Regions from separate parts of the Homo sapiens genome. Here region 1 is linked to region 2. The links are chromatin loops, found by intact Hi-C in ENCODE. Cell type or tissue: K562. All regions are shown on one strand.

Region 1 (8,000 bases), 320 kb after region 2:
TGGAAAATGATTGTTAAAAAAAAAAAAAAACACGTTGGCCGGGCACAGTGGCTCACGCCTGTAATCCCAGCATTTTGGGATGCTGAGGCGGGCGGATCACAAGGTCAGGAGATTGAGACCATCCTGGCTAACACGGTGAAACCCCGTCTCTACTAAAAATACATAAAATTAGCAGGGCATGGTGGCGGGCGCCTGTAGTCCCAGCTACTTGAGAGGCTGAGGCAGGAGAATGGCGTGAACCCGGGAGGCGGAGCTTGCAGTGAGCCGAGATTGCGCCACTGTGCTCCAGCCTGGGTGACAGAGTGAGACTCTGTCTCAAAATAAATAAATAAATAAAATAAAACACGTAGTTTTGGGGGAAACATTCAATATGTTGATTTTTAAAAACAGAATAAAAACTCTGATCTCTGCCTAATTCATCTGAATTTCCTGAGTGTCTATTGATATATCTGTGATGAAGGATTTGTGTTCACATCCTGGGCAGAAGACATAGTAAACCTCGAAATATACCAAACACAGGGACAAGTTCCCTCCTCCCCCCTCTTCCCCCAAGAATTCTATTCAGAACCAGGTTCCTGGTCTTGGTTCCTTGAACCTGCCTGGCAGACAGTCCCAGGTGTGTGTTTCCTTACACTTTACATCCGAGCCACTGTTCTGACTTTCGAGACTTTCCTTCTTCCTCAAGGCTCAGCCTAGAAGACAGTGTGTGGCACAGATTGCGCTCAGCAAATATTTGCTCCCCTACATTTCTCAGCCTTTCTTGCAATTAAGCTTGGGCCACGTGACTAATTCTGACCAAGAGAGTCAGTGAACTTAATGTGCATCATTTCTGGGCCAAGACAGTTAAGAGTTGGTGTGCTGTTATGGGCTGAATTGTGTCCCCCTTATCCATATATTGAAACACTAGACCGCCAGTGTGGCTGTATTTGGTGTTAGGAAGTAATTAAGGTTAAATGAGTATGGGGCCCTGATCCAATAGGATTAGTGCCTTCGTAAGAGGAGATACCAGAGAGCTAGCTCTCTCTCAGCCATGGGAAGACACAGCGAGAAGTCAGCCATCTGCAAGCCAGAAAGAGTGCCCTTACCTGACACTGAATCTGCCAGTGTCTTGACTGTGGGCTTTCCAGCTGTGGAACTGTGAGAAATGAATTCCTCTTCTTTAAGCTACCCAGTCTATGCTAGTTTGTTATGACAGCCCATGCTGACTAAGACTATTTACTTCTCCATCTGTCTTTCCCCCTGCTGTGGAGTTCTAGGAGGCCACATGTTTCAGGTTGGCCTTACTACGTGTCATCCAACCTGCACTAGACTTTTGTGAGAACCAGAAATAAGCCTTTCTTGTGTTAAACCCCTGAGATTTCAGGGTTTCTGTGTTATTGCAGCATAACTCCACATATTCTGACCAATGCACAGTGACAGAGAAAAGGACATGGCACATCATCTTTGTCCAAACAAAAGCAAAAGCAGATGTGGGCCACCAGCTGTTCTCCCTCTGGCCCATCTTGTCTCCAAGGCTGAAGGTGGCCCCAGTGAGTCCTGGGTATTAAGACAGGTGCAAACTGTGCTTCCTGGGTCCTGGGATTCAGCAAACGATGAAGATTTAAACTGCTGGAGGAATCCACTGAGGTTTCAAGTAAGAAAACAAGAGCTCCAGCTGCTCTTGGGAAACTCTGGGAGGTAAGGTATTGTTTCTAGAAAGCCCCCACTGAAATGCACACCAGTTCCCTGGAAGGAGTCATGCATTTATCCACTGACAACCAAGAGGCACATGTTAGGGACTGATTTATCAGGGGAGGGCTAGAGGGACAGGCCCAGGGCCTCAGGGCCACCCTGGGTCACAAAGTAGGAGGTAGACCGCACAGCTTGGCCCAGAGTTCTCCCTCGACTGCCTGTGAAGAGGTTTGAATTTCAGCAGGAGTAGGAGGGCCATGTCACTATGTCAGTTTCCCTATGGCTTCTCACTGGCATGCCCCTCTTGGGCCAGGCCACCTGCATGACCATCTTTTCAGACCATCTAGGAGAGAGGATGGAAGTAAACTTTGGGGCCTTACTTTTTTGTTCCCCCAGTGCTTGGCAAGACTTACTTATATGCAACTTTTTCTGACATTCCAAATTTGTCTCCTGTTTTCAAGGCCAAATTCAAGCCTAATCTCCCATAGGAGATTTTCCCTGACCCCTCCTTCCCTTTGTAATGGCTGCTGATCTCTTAATAACCCTAGCTACAGCCAACATTTATTGGGCACCACTATGTATTAAGCCCTGTGCTAGCTCATTCTTCTTGTGTACCATTTCATCCGATCCTCCCAGGTCCTGAGGGAGGTGTTATCATCCTTACTTTACATCTGAGGAAACTGAGGTTCAGAGAGGGGCAGTGACTTATTCAAAGTCACACAGCTAGGATGTGCCAGAGCTAGAAACCAAGGTCCCTGCTCTTAACAACTGCTCTCTACTGCCTCCCACAGCTCAGCCCTCTGTCATAATCTCTTATGAATTGCTACCCAATCCCTGCAAGATCTTTGATGGTAGGGATGGCTTCTTTAAAACTAATTAATAATTAGCTTCACTCCTTTGATCAGTGCTTTACAGTTTATATAAGGCTTCTACATACATGATCTCATCTAATCTTTACTACATTCCTGGGACATTTGTGTTATCTGCAGTTTACAGATGAAGAAACTGAATCTCAGGGAGTTCCGTGACTTGCACAAGGCATGCATCCAGTGAGTGACAATGAGTTACTCTTTCCACTACTCCAAGGTCCCTTTTACTTGAGAATGGCTCCCAGCTTATCCTTTCCTCCATTCTTGGCACCTTGGTACTCTATGCCCCATTTCCATCCAATGTAAAATAGCTGAGGTGAAGAGGGGACACTCATTTTCCCTCCAGTCCTCAGGAGTTGGAACACAGGGATACAAAATTATGCAATTGACATTCAACAGGATGTGAGTGGGACTTCTATAGACCTGAGAACTGGCAACAAGGGCCCAAAGCTGAGGACTAGTTCCAAGAAAGAAGTGCCAAGGAACTTCCAATGATAGGGGACCAATGCTTCCTTCAGGGCTTATTAAGAGCTTAGCAAACAGGTTCTACTGCTCCCACCCCGTCTAGATAAGCAGAAAGTAGTGGTGGGGCACCACTGGGATGATCAGGAGACTTTGGCCCAGTGTTGTGGCCAAGTGAGGGGTTCCAAGAGAATGCCATCAAGATTGGGACGGCATAGGGGGTCAGGCTGTGAAGTGGGACATGTTATCTCATTCCTGGTTGGACATCTGCTTGGGTGGCAGCCTTGTGACTCTGCCCTGAGCCTATGAGAACAACTAAAGGGGAGTGGAGAGAGGGCAAAGAGCAGAGGCGGCAGTGGTGTAGCCAGCCATGTGCGCTTTCCTCAGGTCAGAGGGACACCTCCAAAGGTCACACATTTGAGTTGTCTTACCTTGTCCTGTTCAAGAGGACTGGCTTCAGGGCAAGGGGACCTCAACAACAAAGGTCTTTGTAGATACTGCTGGGGACAGGTGTGTGCATAGGTGTGGGTAGGGATTGGGTTGGTTGGAAGAAGTAGTGGCCAAATAGCTTCTCCCATGTCAGGGAACTCTGAAGTGGGGAAGCCTCCAGAACCCTGCCAAGATGGTTCATGACTGTGGAAAGAGAAAAGCATTGTGTGTTTGTACCCTATTGAGTTGAGGCTCTACAATGAAGCAGTTATACAGGGCGGAACACAGTCTCTGGTGGTCACTTGCCATCCATCTCACCTTCCTTAAAGAGCTCAAGTGGCTCCTGCCTCCTTGAGACCTCTCCATAGTTAGACTGGCCTAGCAGTTGGAGGAAAGGAGAACAGGGTTTCTGTTCAAATACTGCACCCAGGGCCAAGGTTAGAGGGAGGCAAGTGAGGACCCTGGGGCACACAGTGTCAGGAGGGGCTCACTCTCAGGCATACCCCTGCCCTTGAAGGAATGCCTCCCTAGAGTCTGCATCCCAGATACCCTCATTTGTCTTACCTATTTGTAGCTGTCACAGGGCCTGGGTCGATGCCCAGTGGTTCCCCACGGGATTCACAGAAGCTGTCAGTCCCATGAAGACGTTCTGGGCTTGAGTGCTGAGGATGTAGGGATCTGGGGTTAGCACCCACCCCCCAACCCCCCCAAAAAAGCCAAGCAATTAGCTGGGTGTGGTGGCACGCGCCTGTAGTCCCAGCTATTAGGGAGGCTGAGGCAGGAGAATCACTTGAACCCGGGAGGCAGAGTTTGCAGTGAGCCGAGATGGCGCCACTGCACTCCAGCCTGGGCGACAGAGTGAGACTCTGTCAAAAAAAAAAAAAAAAAAAAGAGCCAAGCAAAGATTTGAGAGTGTAAGAGAGGTAGGGACACTAGAAAGGAAGATTGGAGACCTGCCTGCATTCATCCAACTCCCTGCTCTACCACGGTGTGATCCAGTCAGATGACAACCTCTCTATGTTCCCCACCTGTAAGACAACAATAGTGCCTCGCTCATGGGGCTGCAGTGAGGATGAAATGGGATCATGTCTGCAGAACACTGGGCTCCAGGCCTCCTTGTACTGCTCACTTGCTGGGTAATTTGGAGCAAGTCCTCTAACCTCTCTGTGATTTGTCTGTAACAAACCAAAGGATGTTTTTCACCACCTGAAAACAGATAGTTAAGTGGAAATGCAAAGAATTTTTTAACTACGAAAAAGCAGAGGACTGGTTCCCATGGTCTCTTAAGGTCCATTCTTGTTTTATGTTTCCGTGATTTAAAAACAAAACAAAACAATAAAACTCTTCTCTTTGGAACTGGAGAAGGAAGCCCAGAGCCAAGAAGTCGGCTTTCTGTACCACGCCCCTCTCCCTTAAAGAAAACTGAGGTTATTCTGCCCCCTGGTGTCCTGTACTGTCATTGCAGTCACTTCCAGTGGCCCATCTAGGCTTCAGATTTGGAATCACGAATTTTCCTTCCTTCCTTCCTTCCTTCCTTCCTTCCTTCCTTCCTTCCTTCCTTCCTTCCTTACTTCCTTCCTTCTTTCCTTCCTTCATTGAATGCCCCACTCTGGGCCACGCACTGTGCTGTGCACTGTGGTTGCAAAGATGAATAACACTGGGCCCCTTCCTTGAAGGAGGACACAGTCTAGTGGGGGAAGTCAGACACCTAAACAAATCATTTAGATACAGCTAAACAAGTGCTCTACAAAAGGCTACTATACAGTGCAAAGAGGGCGTGCTTGGCTTGGGGGAGGCAGGCGACATGTCTGGAAGAGCCTGACAAAAAGGGGTGGTAGTTGAGTTTGATAACCATGTTTGAATTCTTTAGGTGGCTGGACAGGGATGGGAGTGTGTAGAAGGATGTGGGGCACATTTAAGAGGCAACAGTGTATTTGGTTTGCTGGGGGCATGCTGTGGGCTTAGGGAAACAGTGGAAGATGGAGTTGAGAGCTGGGAGGTGGTCAGGGTTTTAAGCAAGGCAGTGACCTGGGTAGATTTGAATTTCTGTATGTTCATTCTGGCTGCTCTGTAGAGAAAGCCTTGAAGAGGCACAGGGCTGGGAAAACTCTTGGTCGAGTTGCCAGATTTAGAAACAAAACAAAAGAGTGAAACAAAACCAAACCCCGGATACCCAGTTAAATGGGAATTTCAGATAATAGACAATGGTTTTTTAGTATAAGTACATCCCAAGTATTGTACAAGATGTACTAAAAATTATTCTGTGTTTATGTGAAATTCAAATTTAACTGGGTGTCCTGTATTTTATGCGGCAACCGTATCTTGGAGACATCAAGGAGAGATGATGGTGGCTTAGACAAGGGTGGAGGGAGCAGATTTGGGTCAAAGGGGAAAAATTCCAGGGATATTCAGGAGGTAGAAATGAAAGAACTTGGCGATGACATGGACGTGAGAACATGAAAGGGAGGTGTCAAAACAACACCCAGTCTCCCGTTTGTTCCGTGTTGGGTCCTCCACTGCATCCCATACCTCCAACCACCACACATCTGGAGGTCAAGAGTCCTTCCTAAAACATCCCAAAGAACCCGCGAAGCCAGGAGCCAAGACGTCCTCCAGGGTCCCGCCTTCCCTGCTCGGCTCCGCCTCCTGCTTGGTTCTGCAGTGTGGCCCTCCGGGCTTGTTTGGGCCAGTCATCTGCCAGTGGCCGGTGCCTGGGATGAATTAGGGCCCCTTTAGGTCTCTGTTCTTTTCCTCTTTGCACCACCCTTCGCAACGGCCAGCATGAGGTGCCCAGCCCAGGTCCCCACTGCTGACTAGAATAGATCCTTTCTGCCAGGGAGGGATGTCCCAAAGAGTCCCAGAATCCTGCACCTTTCCCTAGGGGTTTTCTCACTTCCCGGAGGCTGGGACTGAAATGGTGGCCGCGCTTCTCCAAGCTTCTTGTGACCTCACAGTGCCTCTTAGTGGTCACACAGCACACTGCAGGCCGAGGTGAGATGGAAGATGGATTTGTAAGCACTGGGAAAGTTGTTTTTTGTTTGTTTGTTTGTTTTAGACAGAGTCTCGCTCTGTCACCCAGGCTGGAGTGCAGTGGCACGATCTGGGCTCACTGCAACCTTTGCCTCCTGGGTTCAAGCGATTCTTCTGCCTCAGCCTCCCAACTAGCTGGGACTATAGGCGCGTGCCACCACGCCCAGGTAATTTTTTGTATTTTTAGTAGAGACAGCGTTTCACCATGTTAGCCAGGATGGTCTTGATCTCCTGACCTCATAATCCACCCAGCTCGGCCTCCCAAAGTGCTGGGATTACAGGCGTAAACCACCGCGCCCAGCCAGCACTGGGAAAGCTTTTCATTCCTGATTCTCCCCTGGCAGGGCACAGGGCTCCTGCCTCTGCTGCTGGCCACCCATCCGTCAGGAGTGCTGTTGGCACTCCTCAGCTCTTAAGGATCTGAGCAAGACATTTGTGCAGTGGACCCGCTGGTAAGGAGGTGGCCTAAAATGACATTTCGCAAATCAAACAACTAGGCCCTGAGGTCTCCATTCTTGGTGGGACTCAGCAAGATGCTCCAGGTTGAATGGGTCAGAGATTCCGAAATCCCCAGCCTTCCAGATTTCATAGGTACCAGCCTACAGATAAAGCTTAATGTGCCAGAGGACCCGCCCACACTTGCCTGTGGACATCTCCGCCCAGAAAACTGGGGTGAGGCAGAGGGGAATCTCACAATTGGGTTCCCCACAGTGGGCATGTTTCCAGGCCGGGTGGTAGGGCTGGTCGCCATAGAGGGTGGCTGTCCAACTCTCCAGCATGACACCTCCCTCTCTGGGGTCACAGCCAGTCAGAAAGAACCCCCAAATGCCCCATCCTGTATCCCTTCCACACTGGAGCCTGTGTATGGCAAGAGGTGAGGATCCATGTCCCAAGGAGGGGAGCTGAGAGACAACCAGACCCCAGATGACTTTGTGGGCCAGAGCTTGAAGCTGGTCTGGGGTGACTGAACAGGAGCCTGGCTCAGGAAACTCAGCTCCCTCTCTTGTCTTCAGACTGCAGGCATGTGCTATGAGGACTGGGGACACCTCAGGATGTAGTGCAGAGGCTGAAGCTGTCACTGACCCACTGCTGGTGCCTCCCTTTGACTTCCAATGTCCTCTGGCAGCAGATGGTGAGCCATGCCCTAGGAATGGCAAGCCCCCTCCTTTCTCTCGAGTTTTGGTCATTAGTCTTTACTATATCCCCTGAGGAGTAGCTGGATTACAGGTGCACGCCACCACGCCCGGCTAATTTTTTGTATTTTTAGTAGAGACGGGGTTTCACCATGTTGGCCAGTCTGGTCTCGAACTCCTGACCTCAGGTGATCCACCCGCCTCAGCCTCCCAAAGTGCTGGGATCACGGCCGTGAGCCACATTTCTTGAAAGAGTTGTCTCCGCTTGCTGAATCTCAGGTTCCACCCAGGAAGAGGAGGGGCCTGGCGCCTCCCGGCTGCAAATGACAGGAACTTATGTGGCTCCACCCCACTTCGCATTCTTCCCAGTGCGCAGGCCGTGGGAGGTTCTGCCAGGGAGCCCTTC
Region 2 (8,000 bases):
ATCTACAAAATAAGGGTCAAACCTCCTGGTCTTCTTATGAGAAAATAAGTAGAAGGTTATATATGAGATATTGTAGACAGCAGCCTGTACAAGCTGGGAAGCTCACACATGTGAAAAAAATGGCTGTGGCTAGACTTGTGGGGACAGAACCCAGCTTCGGCACCGTCCTGGTCTTAGGATCAGTCTAGGGCAGAATCCAATTGCAGTTTGTACATCCTCTTTCTAGGTTCAGAGGTTAAAATATACAATATTTTATCATTATTAACCCTGTCTCTTCAAGTTGGCAGTTATTAATGGTGGATCATATCTGATGTGATATATTTAAGGTTACAGACTACAGTTAACTTTCTCCATTTCGATTTAGGACCAACTACATAATCCTTGGTAAGAAAAGGAGGTGGCCCTGACAAGTGCAACTCGAGAAATGCAATGCTGTAGAGTCCAAAGGTGTCTGACTTGAACGAAATGATCCCACTGGGGGACAATGCAACATATACTCCAGGTAAATAGATTAAAAAATGCCTTTATTTTTAAAATGTGGCTTAACTACATGCAATGTACTGAGCCAGTTTTGGAATCCACCCTGTATCAGAGTAAAACTGGACCAAAGGAAGTGAAGTCAGGGCTCCTGGCTGTCACTCCTCCAGCAACTCAATCTACAGAGCATTTCTTCAGCTGTTTTTTGTGACGTGTGGTGATTCGTTTTGGATTCCTCTGTATGACAGACAGGTCCGACCTTGAGGAAGACCGGTAGCCCACGTCTTCTGCTTTTATGGGGTTAATGATATGGCCTGGCTTGGTGACGACCTTGGGAGTAGTCAGCTTTTGGAAAGCCCTCTGGGTGTTCCATGTGGATCCTATGGGGGTCTGGATGGTCCTTTCAAATTGCCAATGGTGGGTAAATGGATATGGAAGCACTCGTACCTGGAAAGGAAGGAGAATGATTTGGTATGAGGCAGGCCTGGGGTGCAGTTGTATACTGTAATGGCAGCTTTCATCAGGTACTGTTTTGGTACAGGCCACGGTTCCACATGATGACTGCAAGTGAAGAGACTGAGAGGTCAAGGCGTCCCATTGCTCCCATCTGCCCTTAGGAATTCAATCTGTTTGATGACATTTGGGAGTAGGGGGGCCTGAGTTGGCTCTGGATCCCCCATCTATTCAACAATTCAGGGTCTGAAAAACCACCCTGACACTGCCCATCTTTGTTTTTCTTTTTTTTGAGACAGAGTCTCACTCTGTGGCCCAGGCTGGAGTGCAGTGGGGTGATCTCTGCTCACTGCAACCTCTGCCTACCAAGTAGCTGGGATTACAAGTGACACTGTCCCTATCTAGCTACAGGAGCTCCAGGGCTGTTGTCCCAGAGTGAGCTTTCCTATGTAACACTGTGACTGCAAGAATCCAGACCATTGTGTATCCCTGTGGATTTTATGACTTTTCTACCCTCTTTATGCTTTCAGTCTCCTCCTTCCCTCTCTTAGGATTGATATTTTTTTTTTGTTTTTTGAGACGGAGTCTCGCTCTGTCGCCCAGGCTGGAGTGCAGTGGCACGATCTCCGCTCACTGCAAGCTCTGCCTCCTGGGTTCACGCCATTCTCCTGCCTCAGCCTCCCGAGTAGCTGGGACTACAGGTGCCCACCACCACGCCCGGCTAATTTTTTGTATTTTTAGTAGAGACGGGGTTTCACCGTGTTAGCCAGGATGTCTTGATCTCCTGACCTCGTGATCCACCCGCCTCAGCCTCCCAAAGTGCTGGGATTACAGGCGTGAGCCACCGCGCCTGGCCAGGATTGATGTTTTAAGGAACCCGAATCCTGAACTCTACCAGGCCGTTACACTTAGTTTCATCTTTTTTTTTTTTTTTTTTTTTTTTTTGAGATGGAGTCTCGCTCTGTCTCCCAGGCTGGAGTGCAGTGGCGTGATCTCGGCTCACTGCAAGCTCCGCCTCCCAGGTTCACACCATTCTCCTGCCTCAGCCTCCCTAGTAGCTGGGACTACAGGGGCCTGCCACCATGCCTGGCTAATTTTTTTTTGTATTTTTTTTTTTAGTAGAGATGGGGTTTCACTGTGTTAGGATGGTCTCGATCTCCTGACCTTGTGATCCACCCGCCTTGGCCTCCCAAAGTGCTGGGATTACAGGTGTGAACCACCATGCCCGGCCCACTTAGCTTCATCTTCTTTTGGCACCACAGAATGTAGAGCTGGAAGGCCCTAGATATTGACAATGGTCATCTCCCTTGGCCTGAAGATTTGGCTTAGAGGGGGGAAGTGATGGACCTAAGTAAATGAGGAGCAGCATTGGAGAACAGAACCCAAAGCTCCTGTTTCCTTGCCTGGTACTCCTCCACCACATTGCTACCTTCAGACATTAAATAATCTTTCAACACTTCCCCAGTGGCCAAAGGAGGAAAACACGTAAGCAGAAAATGGGGATGTAAAAATCAGTAGTCTTTGGCAGGGTACGGTGGCTCACACCTGTAATCCCAGCACTTTGGGAGACCGAGGCAGGCAGATCACTTGAGGTCAGGAGTTCAAGACCAGCCTGGCCAACATGGTGAAACCCTGTCTCTGCTAATAATACAAAAATAAGCTGGGTGTGGTGGCGCATGCCTGTAATCCCAGCTACTCAGGAGGCTGAGACACGAGAATAGCTTGAACTTGGGAGGTGGAGGTTGCAGTGAGCTGGGATCGTGCCACTGCATTCCAGCCTGGGTGACAGAGTGAGACTCCATCTGAAAACAAAACAAACAAACAAAAATCAGTAGTCTCTGGAAACATTCAGTGGAATACTCAAGAGAAGCTAAGTACTATCAGGTGGTCCTGGTAGTAGCAAAGGAAACAGATTCTCTTTAAGTTAAGGGAATGTCTTATTTGGGTTGACGGCTACATCTGTGCTTGTCAACCAGGGCAACAGAAAAAGAGAACACCTGGACAAAGTATTCAGTCTCAGAAGTCCCCCCTAGGCACCTTGAAGCACTTTATTCTACTGCATGTTGGAACCTGCAGTAACTTATTAAAAAGATGAAAATCAGGGGAGATTCCTAGAAAACTATTTGTCAGTTTGCCATGACTGTATTAAAAAAACAAACAGACCCCTGGAAGGGAAGGGTGGTCTTTATTGAGCTCCATACTCTACCCATCACCTGGAATCCTGGCCCACTGAAGCACCCTTTCCCCCCTTCCCTTATCGTGTAACTGCCTATTTTCTAGTTATATAGGTTTAATTGGGACTGCAGTAGTTATGATTCAGTTTCTGCAGTGATTGGTTCACAAAATAAGATCAAAAAGAATGTTATTGAAATGTGTATCTTCTTACCTCTGTTCTGTAGCCATTAATTCTTTATTCCTTCCGAGGGAAAAATGTAACTCATTTCAATATACTGGCTGGGGACAGATCTCAGAATTGAAGGGAACATAAAGGTCATCTAGTCCAATCTCGTTCTTGAGTCCCCTTTACACATTCTCATACTCCCAGAGCAGCCTTGAATTCTGTATGTCCTCTAACTTCTACTTTATGTGACTTCATACAATAACCTTCGATATACTTGAACACCGTAATCACGCTCAAATTTTCTTCTCTTGTAAACATCCCTAGCTCATTATCATGTGACACAACTTACAATCTTCTCATTCTCCTGAACAAGTACCGGTTTGTCTTCATTTTTCTTAAGCTACAGCTTAAACCTTATAGCCTCTGTTTGAGCATTACCTTGACTCTAAACTTTTTTCCTGGCCAGTAATTAAAACAGCGTAGTCTATCTGAAATGATAAATCTAACAGCCATTCAGTGAAAACAACAGATTTGATTCTGCGGTCAAGATCACACGTCTCTCTTGACTACAGATCACTAGAATACTCCTCTCAAGCAAGAGAGCCAGGCAGTAACAAGCAGGCAGCTAAAGAGCTCTCTAAGCTCTCACCTGATGAGCAGCTGCGTGGATGTTGCGCTTCTCATTGATAATCACATTTGGCAAATTCTTATCTTTTCTTGGAGGACCCTCAGGGGCTTTAATGAGAAACCTGGAAAGCAAAACAACAGGACATCTGACTAGGAGCATTAAGGACTTAGTCAAAAGGGTAGGGAGGACACCGAAGGGCGAGGGGAGAACCCGGTGCCCTTTTGACAGACTTTCTTCGGCATTCTTACCGGCGTCTTTTCTTGGCACTGGGCTTTAGGCCCACACCACCCCACTCGCCCCAGCCAGGTAGTGTCAGGTCCACGTCCTTTGGCTTACTCGCCTCCACAGCTTCCCTCTTCTCTTTCAAGAAATCTCTGATGACATCATCCCCAGCAAAAGCTTCCTTTATCATCTGCCTATGGTTTCTCTCCTCTTCATCTTCCTGGGAAGAAACAAGCGAGAGCTACAGCTTGGCTTATGAGCTGTGGTTCATGGCGAGAACGCTTGAATTTCGGGTCGTGACATTTTAGCGCCCCCTAGGGGGAAGTGCTGAACAATGATGGTCTTGCGATACAAACCAGTGCACAGCCAATCATGCTCAAATTTTCTTCCCTCTAGGGTAAATATCCCTAGCTCATTATCATATGACACAATTTTAAACTTTTCAGTAAGGAAGCTGCAGGGTGGAGGAAGGAATGGCCCGTGTTAGCAGCAGGAGCTCTAAGTGGCCAGACTGTAGGCTTCCTCCAGCTTATATCCCTGAAAAGACAGGTGCCAGGACGCTTCACTTTAAGTTTCAGATTAACTGGGGAGTCTTAGACCATCTGAGATCCCACTGAATAAAACTTTCGCAACAGTTCAATGACTCACCTTCAAGTTGTCCTGCCTGGGATCTGGTCAGAACTCTGAGTTACTCCCTCTTACCTCTGAGAGCAGTTTTAGAGTCACCCCAGAGGAGTTTTTGTGGATCAGGCTTTCGGAAATAGGGGTCTTGGCAGCACCCATATATCTGCATCTATTAAAACGTCACTGGGACTAGCCTGGCCCTATACTATTCTGGACCTCTAAACTACTGAAATGTGCCCCCAGCAAAACAAAGCTTCATTACTCCTTGCGCAAGAACGACACTTTCTGAACAATGGCCCACCACCCTGGCTCTGCTCACCAGCTCCTCTATTGTGGGAACTGCCAAAGACTTCACGGAGGGAGATTGTGTGGTTAGGAGGTTCTGTAGGTCGATCATTTGCTCCTTCTTTTTCTTCTCCTTAGGGGCATCAGGGCGATTATTTGGGGTCCTCTCTGACTGCTGCCCTTCTAACACAGGTCTGGGAAGCTCCTTATTTTGAAAACATTCTTCTTTTCCCAGCTCTTCTAGCTCTTCCAGCGTCTGTACTCTCTCTGGTCTCTGTAGCAACAGGGGCTCCTCTTCTTCTGGGGCAGGTTCCTCTCTCTGGACCTGGGGAATAGTCCCCTCTGAACTTGCTTTTTGCTTCCTGGACTGATGGTTTTCCTTCAATTTCTGAGATAGTACTCTCAATTCAGACAGCACCTCCTGGCTGCCAGAATCTGGGGGAAAAAAGAATGAAAACTGTCAGAAAATGAGGTTTGTACGTTGTCTGGTCGGTAAGCATTTGTTGAGCACCCACCAAGTGCTAGGTACCACATAAGACATTATAAAAAGGACAAACGGGGAAAAGAAGATTCTGTACATTGAATCTCCTAGACAGTACACTAATCATAGCAGGCAACGGAGTTTGGTAATTAAAAGTAGCATGTGGCCAGGTGCGGTGGCTCACACCTGTAATCCCAGCACTTTGGGAGGCCGAGGCGGGCAGATCATGAGGTCAGGAGATCGAGACCATCCTGGCTAACACGGTGAAACCCCATCTCTACTAAAAATACAAAAAATTAGCTGGGCATGGTGGCATGTGCCTGTAGTCCAGCTACTCAGGAGGCTGAGGCAGGAGAATCACTTGAACCAGGGAGGCAGAGGTTGCAGTGAGCCGAGATTGTGCCACTGCACTCCAGCCTAGGTGACAGAGCGAGACTCCGTCTCAAAAAAAAAAAAAAAAAAAAAGTAGCATGTGAGATGTTGGATATGGTGGCTCACGCCTGTATGCCAGCACTTTGGGAGGCCAAGGGGGCAGGATAGCTTGAGCCCAGGAGTTCGAGACCAGCCTGAACAACATAGTGAGAACTCATCTCTACCACCTCCACCCCTCCAACAACAACAAAAAATTTCCAGGCATGGCGGTGTGGATCTGTAGTCCCACCTACTTGGGAGGCTAAGCTGGGAGGATTGCTGGAGCCAGAAGGTCAAGGCTGCAGGAAGCTGTGACTGTGCCACTGCATACTAGCCTGGGCAACAGGGCAAGACGTCTCAAAAAAAAAAAAAAAGTAGCATATTGGAAGCAGACGTCCTGGGTCCTATTCCCAGCTTTGCCAATGATCCACTGTATAACTGGGACTGTGGCTTAAGTTCCTCGTGCAGTAAACCCTGCTTGGGAAGATTGCCCCAAGTTCCAAATTTTAAAAAAGGAAGCCACTTTAACAGGTGGCTTCTCAATGTAACTTCATTGTAATTTATGCTTCACTGCTTGTAAAAACCCTATCCAGGATTTTCATCTTGACTCAAGAATTTCTACTCCATATCTTAAAGCAGTATTTCATAATCTGCTGTGGCTGAGTCAAGGGATGAAGTAGCTGCTTTATCCAGTGGATGTAGCTCACACTTTCACTGGCAACATCTGAGCAAATAACACTAGTCTCAAGAGTCTGGAGGGGCTGGCTTGGCACAGTGGCTCACACCTGTAATCCCAGCACTCTGGGAGGCCGAAATGGGTGATTCACTTGAAGCCAGGAGTTTGAGACCAGCCTGACCAACATGGCAAAACCCTGTCTCTACTAAAAATACAAAAATTAGCTGGGCGTGGTGGCATATGCCTGTAATCCCAGCTACTTGCAGGCTGAGGCAGGAGGATTGCTTGAACCTGGGAGGTGGAGCTTGCAGTGAGCCGAGGTTGCACCACTGCACTCCAGCCTGTATGACAGAGACCTGTCTCAAAACAGTCTGGAGGGAAACCTGGCAGTGACATGCTTCTAAACTGTCTTTTTCATTGACTCAAGTTGCCTCCATTCCCAAGTTGATCCTGCTGTCTAGCTTTGGCATGAAGCCATTGTAGCTCCTTAGATCTGGCCTTTGGACACATGTACGTTTATTTCTCAAGAATCAGGTTTCCTTGCTCATTTTCACTGGGGTCCGTGGCTTTCCAGTATTTTAGGACACTCTTGGAAGGTGTGAGAAAATTCAATTTATTTACTGTCCAAGGAAATGCAAATCTATCTTTCATTCTTTCATATCACAGTCAGCCGCTCTGCACATTTAGCTAGATGGCCAGTTGTTGAGGGGGCTCAAGAGAAAGCCACTAGGGTCCTGTGGTCATATATGTACACCCCCACAATCTCAGCCCGCTGTGCTGCTTTCCAAAATTCTCTCAGAAGTGACTACTTGCAATTATTAATCCCAAAAATATCCAGCCAAAACTATTAAGTAAAGGTCCCTATAATATATTCTAAATGATAGCTCTTTTAAAATAAATTTTTGTATGTGGAAACCTGAAAAAAAAAAAGGAAAAAAAAAAGGAGGCTGGGTGCGGTGGCTCACACTTGTAATCCTAACACTTTGGGAGGCTGAGGTGAGAGGATAGCTTGAGGCCAGGAATTCAAGACCAGCCTGGGCAACAGAGCAAGACCTCAGTCTCTACAAAAACTTAGCTCAGCATGGTGGCACGTGCATGTAGTCCCAGCTAGTTGGGAGGCTGAGCCAAGAGGATCGCTTGAGCCTGGGAGGTCTTAGGCTGCAGTAAGGTATGATTGCACTGCTGTATTCCAGCCTGGATGACAGAGCAAAACCCTGTCTCTTAAACAAAAAAAAGTAGAAAAAAATAATTCTTTTGCCGTGTAAAACCAGATTTTTGCCATCATCTAAATGCATTCCTATGTGAAACCAAACCAGACCTGGTAATTTGTCCAGATAGCCAAGTGATTTCTCAATGTAGCTAGTTTCCTAGGCAGGTTTTTTAGTGTCCTGGTTTATTGCCA

What was found. Hi-C counts contacts between places; a loop is a spot of excess contacts. Peaks named below come from ENCODE experiments on the same cell type or tissue, not always from the same donor. Only the 100,000 strongest peaks of a DNase experiment are listed, where the experiment ranks them.
Region 1: it touches region 2 in a loop (6-fold over the local background); 18 of 110 quality-filtered maps call a loop at or near these places.

Annotation. Positions count from the first base shown.
Region 1 is chrX:129,604,004-129,612,003 of GRCh38, reverse strand. No RefSeq gene overlaps it. Among named protein-coding and RNA genes, the nearest start is that of APLN, 47 kb to the left of the region's middle. In K562, CTCF peaks have their summits at 2,463, 4,871 (motif pointing left) and 6,394; DNase peaks (open chromatin) are centred at 4,843, 6,383 and 7,933; H3K4me3 peaks cover 537 bases.
Region 2 is chrX:129,922,260-129,930,259 of GRCh38, reverse strand. UTP14A (UTP14A small subunit processome component) reads right to left here. Exons shown (of 15, transcript NM_006649.4): 12 at 5,065-5,465; 13 at 4,148-4,341; 14 at 3,921-4,020; 15 at 508-924. The coding sequence ends at 652. It overlaps LOC105373335 (a long non-coding RNA gene), which reads left to right. Exons shown (of 3, transcript NR_188631.1): 2 at 365-502. Among named protein-coding and RNA genes, the nearest start is that of UTP14A, 20 kb to the right of the region's middle. RefSeq lists a silencer at 4,477-4,526. In K562, a CTCF peak has its summit at 4,443 (motif pointing left); a DNase peak (open chromatin) is centred at 4,459.